Linked DNA regions of Homo sapiens: region 2 is linked to region 1. Evidence: chromatin contacts called from ENCODE Hi-C or POLR2A ChIA-PET data. All regions are on one chromosome and are shown on one strand. The core of a region is the stretch at or near the end of the contact, and the rest is flanking DNA. Distances in the headings are between cores, read along the strand shown. Region 1 overlaps CLSTN2 (calsyntenin 2). Region 2 has its middle 43 kb from the start of TRIM42.

Region 1 (5,014 bases), core at 978-3,477:
AGCATTGGGACTATTCTTCTGACATAGCTGTGTGTTTTGCTTTTCCTACTTAAATTCTCATTGTGAACATATTTCATGCATACAGAGTTTATATATACTTTCCAGGTTTTCTCTTCAAAGGCCACACGTTCATTGGAGCTAATCTTCATGAGTTAAAAACAAAACAAGGTGAGTTCTTCTTAACTCATATACCTTTTCTTTCATTCATTCATTCATTTATTCATTCATTCATTCAATGACTATTTCTTGAGCACCCACAATTGGCACTAGACACTGCACCAAGCTTGAGAAATTCAGTGGTGAACAAGACAGAATTCTGTCTGCAGGGTCCTCGGGTCTAGTGTTATAGCCAATCAGAGCTCAGGCTCCCTGAGGTTGGGAAAACAAAGTTTCCCACTCTGGCTTGTCCTTCTTTCTATGTCTCTTCCTTGATCCTAACAGACTGACACAAAGATGACTCTGCTTTGTTCTTTACCTCTCATGTGCCTTACCTGTGGTTCCTTTACTGAGCATTTCATCTTTTCTACTTTGTTCAAAGGCATACAACTCTGGCTCTCTCCAGAGGTGGGTTAAATTACCCCTTCCGATCTTTTCAGTTTTAAGTTTTAGGGAGATCAAGTTGTGCAAGGGAGGAGTGCTTTGAGAACTGCCTTCTGAGGGGAATGATGTCAGGCAGCTTCTGAAACAGGTGTCCTTACTTTGTACCATGATGTCCTGCCAATCTGACCCTGATGAATTGGATTAGGAATGAATAACTGACTAAAAGACAGTCATTCAAAGACTGACCAGAGATTTATAGGGTGGTCTGGCATCAGTCTTCCCTACAGGGATGTGAGTGATTAACACCAACTCTTTCTGGGGAATTTAAGAATTAAAGATAGCAGAGAGAGAGAGAGAGAGAGAGAGAGAGAGAAAGAAAGAGAGAAAATATGAGAATATAAGAGGGAGGCAGAAGCTTAAAGACACACCAAGAGAAGGCAGTACACAGAAATGAAGCAGTTTATGAGTTATGAGTAAGCAATAGCCTGCAGCATCTTCAACACATGAAGTAGAGAGAGGGAGTCATCGGGCAGCCAAAATAATGGTGCAGAGATAATTCTAGAATCCCTGCTCAGCCACCAGATCTATTGGCATCACCACTAAAGCTATTATTATTCCACAAATCACTCAAATCTCTGTAAGGTCCATCTATGCAGCTGTCCTCACCTTCCTTACTTGCCCTCAGTTCAGTGATAAACTGTTATCTAAGGGTGACCTAAGCATTTAGTTTCCTTTGCATTCTAAGAGCTCTAAACTGACACAAAAATCCACCTCCATCCAAAGCCATTGCTTCTTCATTCCCAGAGTCAACATTTTATACATTCCCTAATCCAGAGTCTGGATTCTGGGTCTCCCGCCTCTGCCTGTGTGCATTCTGTGTGAGCACAAAGAACATGGCGACTTTCCCCAGGTGTTGATCCGTGATGCAAAACTTGAAATGCATCAGGTAGACCCAGCACCCTGGGGTAAAGTGAATAGGCTTGCTGGCAATTTCTCCTACATGCTGTGAGATAATTACTATTGATCGAAGATGTCATGAGATTGGAGAAAGGGAGCACTGGACAAACTGGGCACATGAGGTTAGAGGAGATGTCTTCGACATTCTCAGCTGAAAAATGGGGATAATATATCACCTAAGAGTTGTGAGAATAAGCAAGCTACTTTATTTCTCACAGCAAAGTGACTGTACTTTAAAAAGTTATGTGTTGTGATGATTTGAGGACAAGTACACCACCTTCTATACATCAGACCATGCTGCCTTCACACAAGACTGATAAAACAGGCCCACCTTGCCAGCCAGGCTTGCAAACTGGCTTCACATCCACCTGCACCAGGGTGTCCTGAGCAGCGGGCTTCTGTCCACAGTCGTAGGCGGTCACCAGGATCTCATACTGGTGTTGTTTGTCATAGCTCAGCTTCTCAGTGTTCCTGATGTTGCCTGAGGAACAGAGATGTTCAAAAGCATTTCAGGTCAATTTAACTGCACTTGTACTTCTCCCAAATCTCTTCTCCACTCCACCCACCTTCACAGGAAGAAAGTGACCCTTTTCCTTATCTCTTTGTAAAAACAAGGGCAAACAGGAGCATGGCTCCACTTGTAGCGTGCTTATGCTTTGGTGGCAAATTCCTGGGAACCCACTGGCTGAAGCCACCTAGCTGCGCAATAGGACTGCCAGGGAATTTCGAGCACACGCCTGGAATCCAGCTGGCTTGTGTTTATAAGTAATGGGCTGCCAGAAGACTTCCTCCTGAAGTACAGCCGTGTGATTGTGTCCCTGATGTAGGGCAAAGACCATTCATCTGCAAGGATATCTCTGGGAAAAAGATGGAATTCAGAAAATGTCCTGACACATATTTTTTAACATCTGGGCTTGTCGCCAGGAATGTTCACTGCCTCATCTCACATTATTTTTGCTACCAAATAGGAAGTAAAATCAATAAGAAAACGTGTGACCTCCCTTCTGAAAGCGACATAGAATAACACACTTTTCGCCCCGAAGAAGACATTTTTCTTCTCTAAGAGAGACCAAGTAACTTTTTTCTGAGTTGTTTGTGTGTTTTTGCTCCTGTGGGTTTCATATTATAGTTCTGAAATAAATATTTGGTAATTAATGAGCAAAATGTTAATTCATTATTTTTGCTGAAATACAATTTTAGTTCCAAAGAACTAATAAAGACCTAAAGTGAATTTAATACTTTTAAGCTTTAAATTCTAATAGATTAAAATATTTTGCTGAGAATAATTTCATTCCTACTACTTTTTTTTTTTTTGGCGGCAGAGTTGACAGCAAATTAGAACTCAAATGTTATCATCGTTTACCAGAAACTAAATTTTAAAAACTGAAATTAAAAAACAAATGAACAAAATAGGCTGGGTGCAGTGGTTCACGTCTGTAATCCCAGCACTTTGGAAGGCTGAGGTGGGTGGATGGCTTGAAGACAGGAGTTTGAGACCAGCCTGGCCAACATGGTAAAACCCCATCTCTATTTAAAAAAACAAAAATTAACCAGGTGTGATGGTACACATCTGTACTCCCGGCTACTCAGGAGGCTGAGGCACGAGAATTGTTTGAACCTGGAAAGTGGAGGTTGTAGTGAGCAGAGATCGCAACACTGTACTCCAGCCTGGGTGACAGAGCAAGACTGTCTGAAAAAAAAAATCAACAAAATAAACAAAGAGGTAATGGCTGACATATATATATATACATATATATATACACATATATATACACATATACGTATATATACGTATATACACGTATATACACGTATACGTGTATATACGTGTATACACGTGTATACACGTATATGTGTATATATACGTATATACATGTATATACGTATATATACATATATACATATTCATATACGTATATATACGTATATACATATTCATATATGTATATATACGTGTACATATATATGTATATATACATATATACGTACACGTATATATGTATATATACATATATACGTACACGTATATATGTATATATACATATATACGTACACGTATATATGTATATATATACACACACATATGTGTGTGTATATATATATATATATATTTTTTTTTTTTTGAGACAGAGTCTGGCTCTGTCACCCAGGCTGGAGTTCAGTGGCATGATCTCGGCTCCCTGCAATCTTTCACCTCCTGGGTTCAAGTGATTCTCCCGCCTCAGCCTCCCAAGTACTGGGACTATAGGTATATGCCACCACGCCTGGCTAATTTTTGTGTTTTTTGTAGAGATGGGGTTTCGCCATGTTGGCCAGGCTGGTCTCGAACTCGTGATCTCAGGTGATCCACCTGCCTCATCCTCCCAAAGTGCTGGGATTACAGGTGTGAGCCAACATGCCCAGCCTGACTCAGGTATATTTTTATATTTCATCAAAACTAAAGAAAAATTGCCTAAATGAGCTTTCTTCTAACTGCTATGTATTGTTTATGCATATTGAGAGAACATGGAATGAAACAAGAAAGCTTGGAAAATTAGAAAAGTCAAATAATGCTTGAAAGATTTTTTTTTTAAAAAAAGGTCCACCAATTACACAATATTAGTGAAAGAGTATTGGTACCCAGGCCATGAGCAGGTGCTGCACATGTGAATCTATGTGAGGGTGGAAGGAGCAGGAAATGGGAAGGTGAGGGTCTGAGACAAAGTTCAAGTAACTTGTCCTGGACGCTGACTGATGTCCAGGAGGGAATACGAAGTTGCCCAAGACACTGGATCAATAATTAGAATAATCAGCCCGGCGCAGTGGCTCACACCTGCAATCCCAGCACTTTGGGAGGCTGAGGTGGGCAGATAACAAAGTCGGGAGTTCGAGACCAGCGTGACCAACAAGGTGAAACCCTGTCTCTACTAAAACTACAAAAATTAGCAGGGTGTGGTGGCAGGCACCTGTAATCCCAGTGGCTCGGGAGGCTCAGGCAAGAGAACCACTTGAACCCGGGAGGCAGAGGTTGCAGTGAGCCGAGATCGTGCCACTGCATTCCAGCCTGGGCCACAGAGTGAGACTCCGTCTCAGAAAAAAAAAAAAAAAAGAAAGAAAGAAAGAAAGAAAGAAAGAACTAGAATAATCTATTCTGCTATCTTCTCTGGACTACTTCTAACAATACAGCTTCATCCACCAATTAGAGATAGAATTTAGTTAACAAAGTCAGTCAAAAATATCTCAATAAAAACGTGTTTGATGTGTTTCTAGCTTAGTGGCTGGTGTTCGGAATCCCTTTCATTTCTCCTCAATTATTGTTTCCCTCTCAGTTCTGAGGGCTTGCACAGGTCTGGAATGGCTCAGTATTGGTTGGTAACACTCAAACTTATATGTGGTTATAGTTGTCACAGGGGAGGAATTCTGTCAGGTGGAAGCACTTTAATATAACCATGAGAAGTATATTTTCACAACATCACATTGAATTTTGAAAAAAAAAATTAACTTTCTTTAAAATTAAATGGCCCTCAAAAGATACTCC
Region 2 (5,014 bases), core at 1,495-3,994, 300 kb before region 1:
AAGAATGTGAAAAAGAAGAGGGACTTAGCCAGGTGAAGAAGTTGGGAGAGGAAGGGAAGGGTGATATTCTAATTATGGAAATTTCAGGTTTAAAAGATCGAAACTTAACTACAGAAAAATGATGAGATGTACAAGGGTGTACCTGACATGTGTTAGTTACCTAATGTTGAGGAACAAATTACCCTAACACTTGGTGACTTAAAATAACAAACATTCATTATCTCACAATTTCTGAGGGTTGGGACTTAAGGAGCAGCTTAGTGAGGTGGTTCTGGCTCAAGGTCTCTCATGAGGTTGTAGACAAGGTTTGAGCCATCTGAGGGCTTGGCTGTGGCTGAAGGATCCACTTCCAAGATGATTCACTCACATGGCTGTAGCCAAGGGGTCTCAGTTCCTCTACAGCTGTTGACAGGGGGCCTCAGTTCCTCCCCATGTGGGCATTTCTATAGGGCTGATTGAATGTTCTCTGACATGGCAGCTGGCTTTTCCCAGAGCAAGTGACCCCAGAGAGAGCAAGATGGAAGCCACAATGCCTTTAAGACCTACCCTCAAAAGTCATGCTCAGTCATTTCCACCACATTTTATTCATTAGAAGCAAGTCAGTAGGTTTGGCCCACATGTAAGGGGAGGGGAGTTAGGCTTCATCTGTTGAAGAGTTGAAGAGTGGAGTGTCAAATAATTCATGGACATATGTTACATTTACCAAACCTCAGACTTCACTGGATCCAGGGTCAAAAATGAGGTCCATCATTATCTCTGAATCTCTCTCTCTTGCTCACTCTTGCTTCTTTTCCTGCTTTAGCTCCTACAGCTGGAAGATCTTTCCCCACTGGCAGCAAGAGGGGAGGATGGCATCTGGCAGATCCTGATTTACATTATTCCAGCTCCCTGACCTAAAAGATAAAACCTACCCCTCCTCATTTAATAAAATCAGAAGGAAAATGCAACCAGAGAATAAAAAAAAGAAAATCACAAGGAAAGGCTTTGGTTCACCTCATTTGGATCATATGGCCCATCTTGTTTTCCAAGGGAAAGCAGCTCTCTGATTGGCTGATCCTGGATCACATGCCCATTCTTATGTCTGGAAAGAATAAGAATTGTGATCATTGGTCCCTCAGGAGTCACATGGCAATGCTGAAGGAGGAAAAGCTTTTCTCAGACCACTATTTCTATTGCATGTGATAGAGGCAGGAGATAACTCCTGTAAAGGTGACAGGCAAAGAATGGGATGCTTCCTGGCTACATTTTGTGTGTGTGTGTGTATGTGTATGTGTGTTGGGGGTGGGTTAGAATGTTGGTTGGTGATGAGGGAGCTGGAGAGAGAAGACAAGGCCAAGGCTAAAGAGGGGCCAAGTGTGTGATGATGGAAGGTCTCCCATGCCACACAGAAGAACTAATATCCATCTTGAAGCAAATGGCATCAGAACAAGCGTATGCCATGATCATATCTATTTGCAGAAAGATTACCCTACAATAATTTAGAGGCTAAATTAGAGGAGGCTGACTGAAGACAAGAATGCTGGTTCAGAAAGCATTTTGGTGATATAGTTGAAAAAGTCACTTTGGAAGAATTTTAAATGTCATCACATGTGGTGAAATTTTAGTTACTCCTGTTGGGTGACTAGAATATTATAGGCAGGACAACATTCTGGCCCTTTTTATTAAGCTGTATGTTAAAACATGCTTTGGCTGGGGCCAGGCATGGTGGCTCACGCCTGTAATCCCAGCAATTTGGGAGGCCGAGGGGGTCAGATCATGAGGTCAGGAGTTCCAGACCAGCCTGGTCAACATAGTGAAACCCTGTCTCTACTAAAAATATAAAAATTAGCCGAGCATGGTGGCACATGCCTACAGTCCCAGCTACTTGGGAGGCTGAGGCAGGGGAATTGCTTGAACCCAGGAGGCGGAGGTTGTGGTGAGCTGAGATTGCGCCACTGCCCTCCAGCCTGGGCAACAGAGCAAGACAACACCTCGAAAAAAGAAAATGCTTTGGCTGTTCCTGTTAAGCCTTTTTCCTGTGTTTCTCATTTACTCAATAAATATTTGTGAGGCATTTAGTTAGGGCAATGGCTAAGCCAAAGGAATGAATTTCTGATAATAAAATATGAAGGCATCTTGACAGGTTGATAGGGGAGATATTTTTGAGTAGAAGGGATAACAACCTCCTTGTTCCATGCATAAAACTTTCAAAACTTTCTCATTCTATGATAGTTAAATATAAAATACCTCTGCTTTTCACATATTCTTAAATTTCATCCTCATAGCCTCACAGCACTTACTGGGTATGCTGTCTAATGAGTTGTCTGAGCGCAACCATCAATCCTCCCACAGGGTTCAGCACCAGTCATGGGCTTGCAGAGATGGGCCAAATAACACCATGCCACCAGCAACAGCAATGGCAATTTAAGAAGTTCTAGGCACTGTTCTAAGTGTTCTATGCATATTATCTCATTTGATTTTCCTAACAGCTCCAAAAAGTAAGTACTATTACTATTCTCATTTCACACTGAGAAAACTGAGGCTTAAAGAAGTTAAATAAGTTGTTGAAAGTCACATGCTAGAACATAGTGGTTTTGAATCCAGGCAGTGTGATTCCTACTGAACTGCTCTATGGACTCTCCTGTGCTGACTTTTGCTAACATGCCACAATGTAAGGCAGAACATGAACCTTGGGTGGAGACTCTCTAATGTGGGTCACATGGGCCATCTCCATGTGTTCTCTGGAGCTGGCAGATGGATACTATTGTAAAACTCCCCCCGGGAACATTTTGTTCTCAGTGAATCTCCAGGCAGGGTCAGGATTTCAAGCACTGTTACTCCTCTGGGAAATATCTTACAAGAAACAGCGAAGAAAAGCTTGGCAAAAAATTACAGCATATTACAGCAGGAAAATATAGTATCACTGCATGCATTTTCTTTCTGCAACTTTATACGGGTGCTTCTTTTGCATTCAGAAAGGGCTCTGAAAACATCCTTGAGGAAAACTCTGAAAATGTCCAATCCAAGTGTTGTTGTTAGGAATGCAATTCTCCAGTATTTCCAGTTCTCCTCTTTCTAGGTAGTGGCAAGTGGCATGCAACTGCTTCTTTGAGGTCAGATGTGGCCATGTGACTTGTGTTGGCCAGTGGAATGTGAGTGAAGGTGAGGTGTCTCACTGCTGGGTGGGATCCTTTAAGAGTGAGTGTACGACTCGCTGTGCTCCCTCTCTTTGCTGTGGTGTCCAGCAAGTCATGCTGTGTGGGCCTGGCTCTTAAGCTGCAGAGTCCCAGCCCACCTGTGATAGACACTGAGTAAGGGAGTGTTACACTTTTCTTATCTTAAGCTATTGATTTTGGGGTTGTTAGTTGCTTGATTGTTGTCTAGTATGTCTGTTCAACCAAAAAAGCCCTATGTTCCCCTGTTGAAGGAATTACCCTGAGTCCCTGATTGGAGTTGATCTAAAGGACAGATAATGCTTTGGAGACCATTGTATCTGGATTTTGACCCACTGATTACCTCAAAGTCACAATAGATAAATTGTAGATAAAAGTAGATAAGTAGATTAAAAAAATGAAATACTGAAATGAGGATCATAATGGCACTTGATTGATGTATGATTTGACTTTTTAGAGCTTCTACATCTACCATCATTTTTGCCTCCAATAATAACAAAAACAATATGTGACAGATTCTGTTTTCCAAAGATGGCTTAATATCTGCCATCCAATATATGCTCTTCTGCAATGTGACCTTGGCACTCCTCCATCAAGAGGTGGGGTTGAGTTCTCCATCCTTGAACCTGGGTGGGGATGGTGACTACTTTGGCCTATAGGATAAATACAGCAGAGGTTATGCTGTACCAGCTCTAGGAGTTGCCCTTCATTGGCTGGGAGCTTCTTATTCCTGCCTGCCATTAAGAGGCAGCCTCCATATAAGAAGTCTGACTGCACTGAGATTTCCATGTTGAGAGAAAGCAAGAGATGTGTTTAGAGCCTGGGATGAAACAATGTGCAGAGGGAGAAGAAGAGAAGAGAAGGGAGGGAGAGGTATAGAGATAGCGACAGAGAGATATCGAGGGAGAGATTAAGAGAGGGAGAAGAGAGAGATGGAAATTGATCAACAAGTGCCATTGTGCTAGGCCATTGTGCTAGATATGAGAGTAAAGAAGCACCATAGAATGGAATCCTCCAACTCCAGCGGCCCCAGCTGATGCCACATACAGCTAAGATTAAACAACCAGCTGGGTCCTTCCTCAAATTCTTGAACCACATAATCATGAACAAAGTAAAGGATTATTTTAGCACTATGTTTTGTGATAGTATGTTATGTAGCACTAGACAACAAAAATATAAAAAACAGCAAAACCTGGGAGGTAGAAAGGCATGACTTATTTTCTTATTTTAAAGATGAGGAGGCTGGGCACAGTGGCTCATGCCTGTAATCCCAGCTTTGGGAGGCCGAGGCAAGCGGATCATGAGGTCAAGATATCGAGACCATCCTGGCCAACATGGTGAAACCCTGTCTTTACTAAAAATACAAAAACTAGCCGGGAGCGGTGGTGCACACCTGTAGTCCCAGCTACTCAGGAGGTTGAGGTAGGAGAATCGCTTGAACCCGAGAGGTGGAGGTTGCAGTGAGCCGAAATTGCGCCATTGCACTCCAGCCTGGCAACAGAGCGACACTCTCTCTCAAAAAAAAAGATAAGGAAACTGATGCTCAAAGACATTAAATCATTTGTTTGAGGTCATAGTGCTCCTTGCTCCTTGGTGGAATAGGAAGGACTGGAACATAGATTATCAACCTAGCTGAGGGTCTTTCCACAACAAAAACTATCCTGGTACATAGGATGCTTGGGGTATAACTCACAGATGATCTATATGAGAAAGAAAATGAAGCCCGGAGAGGTTGAGGGCCTTGTTAAAGCCACACAGTGAGTCTGGGACACTGACCAGATAAGAATTCCATCTTCTGACTCCTGGGTCTAGTTCTCTGGCCTCCAGGGTTTTGATTTCACCATTATATGAAAGAGGAAGAG

What was found. Hi-C counts contacts between places; a loop is a spot of excess contacts on that map. ChIA-PET counts read pairs that join two places held with the same protein, here RNA polymerase II (POLR2A). Pooled maps may share reads with other maps.
Region 2: a map of chondrocyte shows a loop between it and region 1 (3-fold over the local background). The contact joins two enhancer-like sites. A Hi-C loop is called at or near these places in 1 of 168 maps with a recorded cell type or tissue (chondrocyte) and 1 of 50 pooled maps. POLR2A ChIA-PET finds 5 or more read pairs at or near these places in 2 of 52 experiments (Panc1 and activated CD4-positive, alpha-beta T cell).

What each region holds. Positions count from the first base shown.
Region 1 is chr3:140,418,089-140,423,102 of GRCh38, reverse strand. CLSTN2 (calsyntenin 2) reads right to left here. Exons shown (of 17, transcript NM_022131.3): 5 at 1,829-1,978. Among named protein-coding and RNA genes, the nearest start is that of CLSTN2-AS1, 88 kb to the left of the region's middle. RefSeq lists an enhancer at 1-141. Within about 2 kb of position 2,227, at least 3 of the 41 ENCODE cell types and tissues checked have a DNase peak (open chromatin) inside an H3K27ac peak, as active enhancers do.
Region 2 is chr3:140,718,146-140,723,159 of GRCh38, reverse strand. No RefSeq gene overlaps it. Among named protein-coding and RNA genes, the nearest start is that of TRIM42, 43 kb to the right of the region's middle. Within about 2 kb of position 2,744, at least 4 of the 41 ENCODE cell types and tissues checked have a DNase peak (open chromatin) inside an H3K27ac peak, as active enhancers do.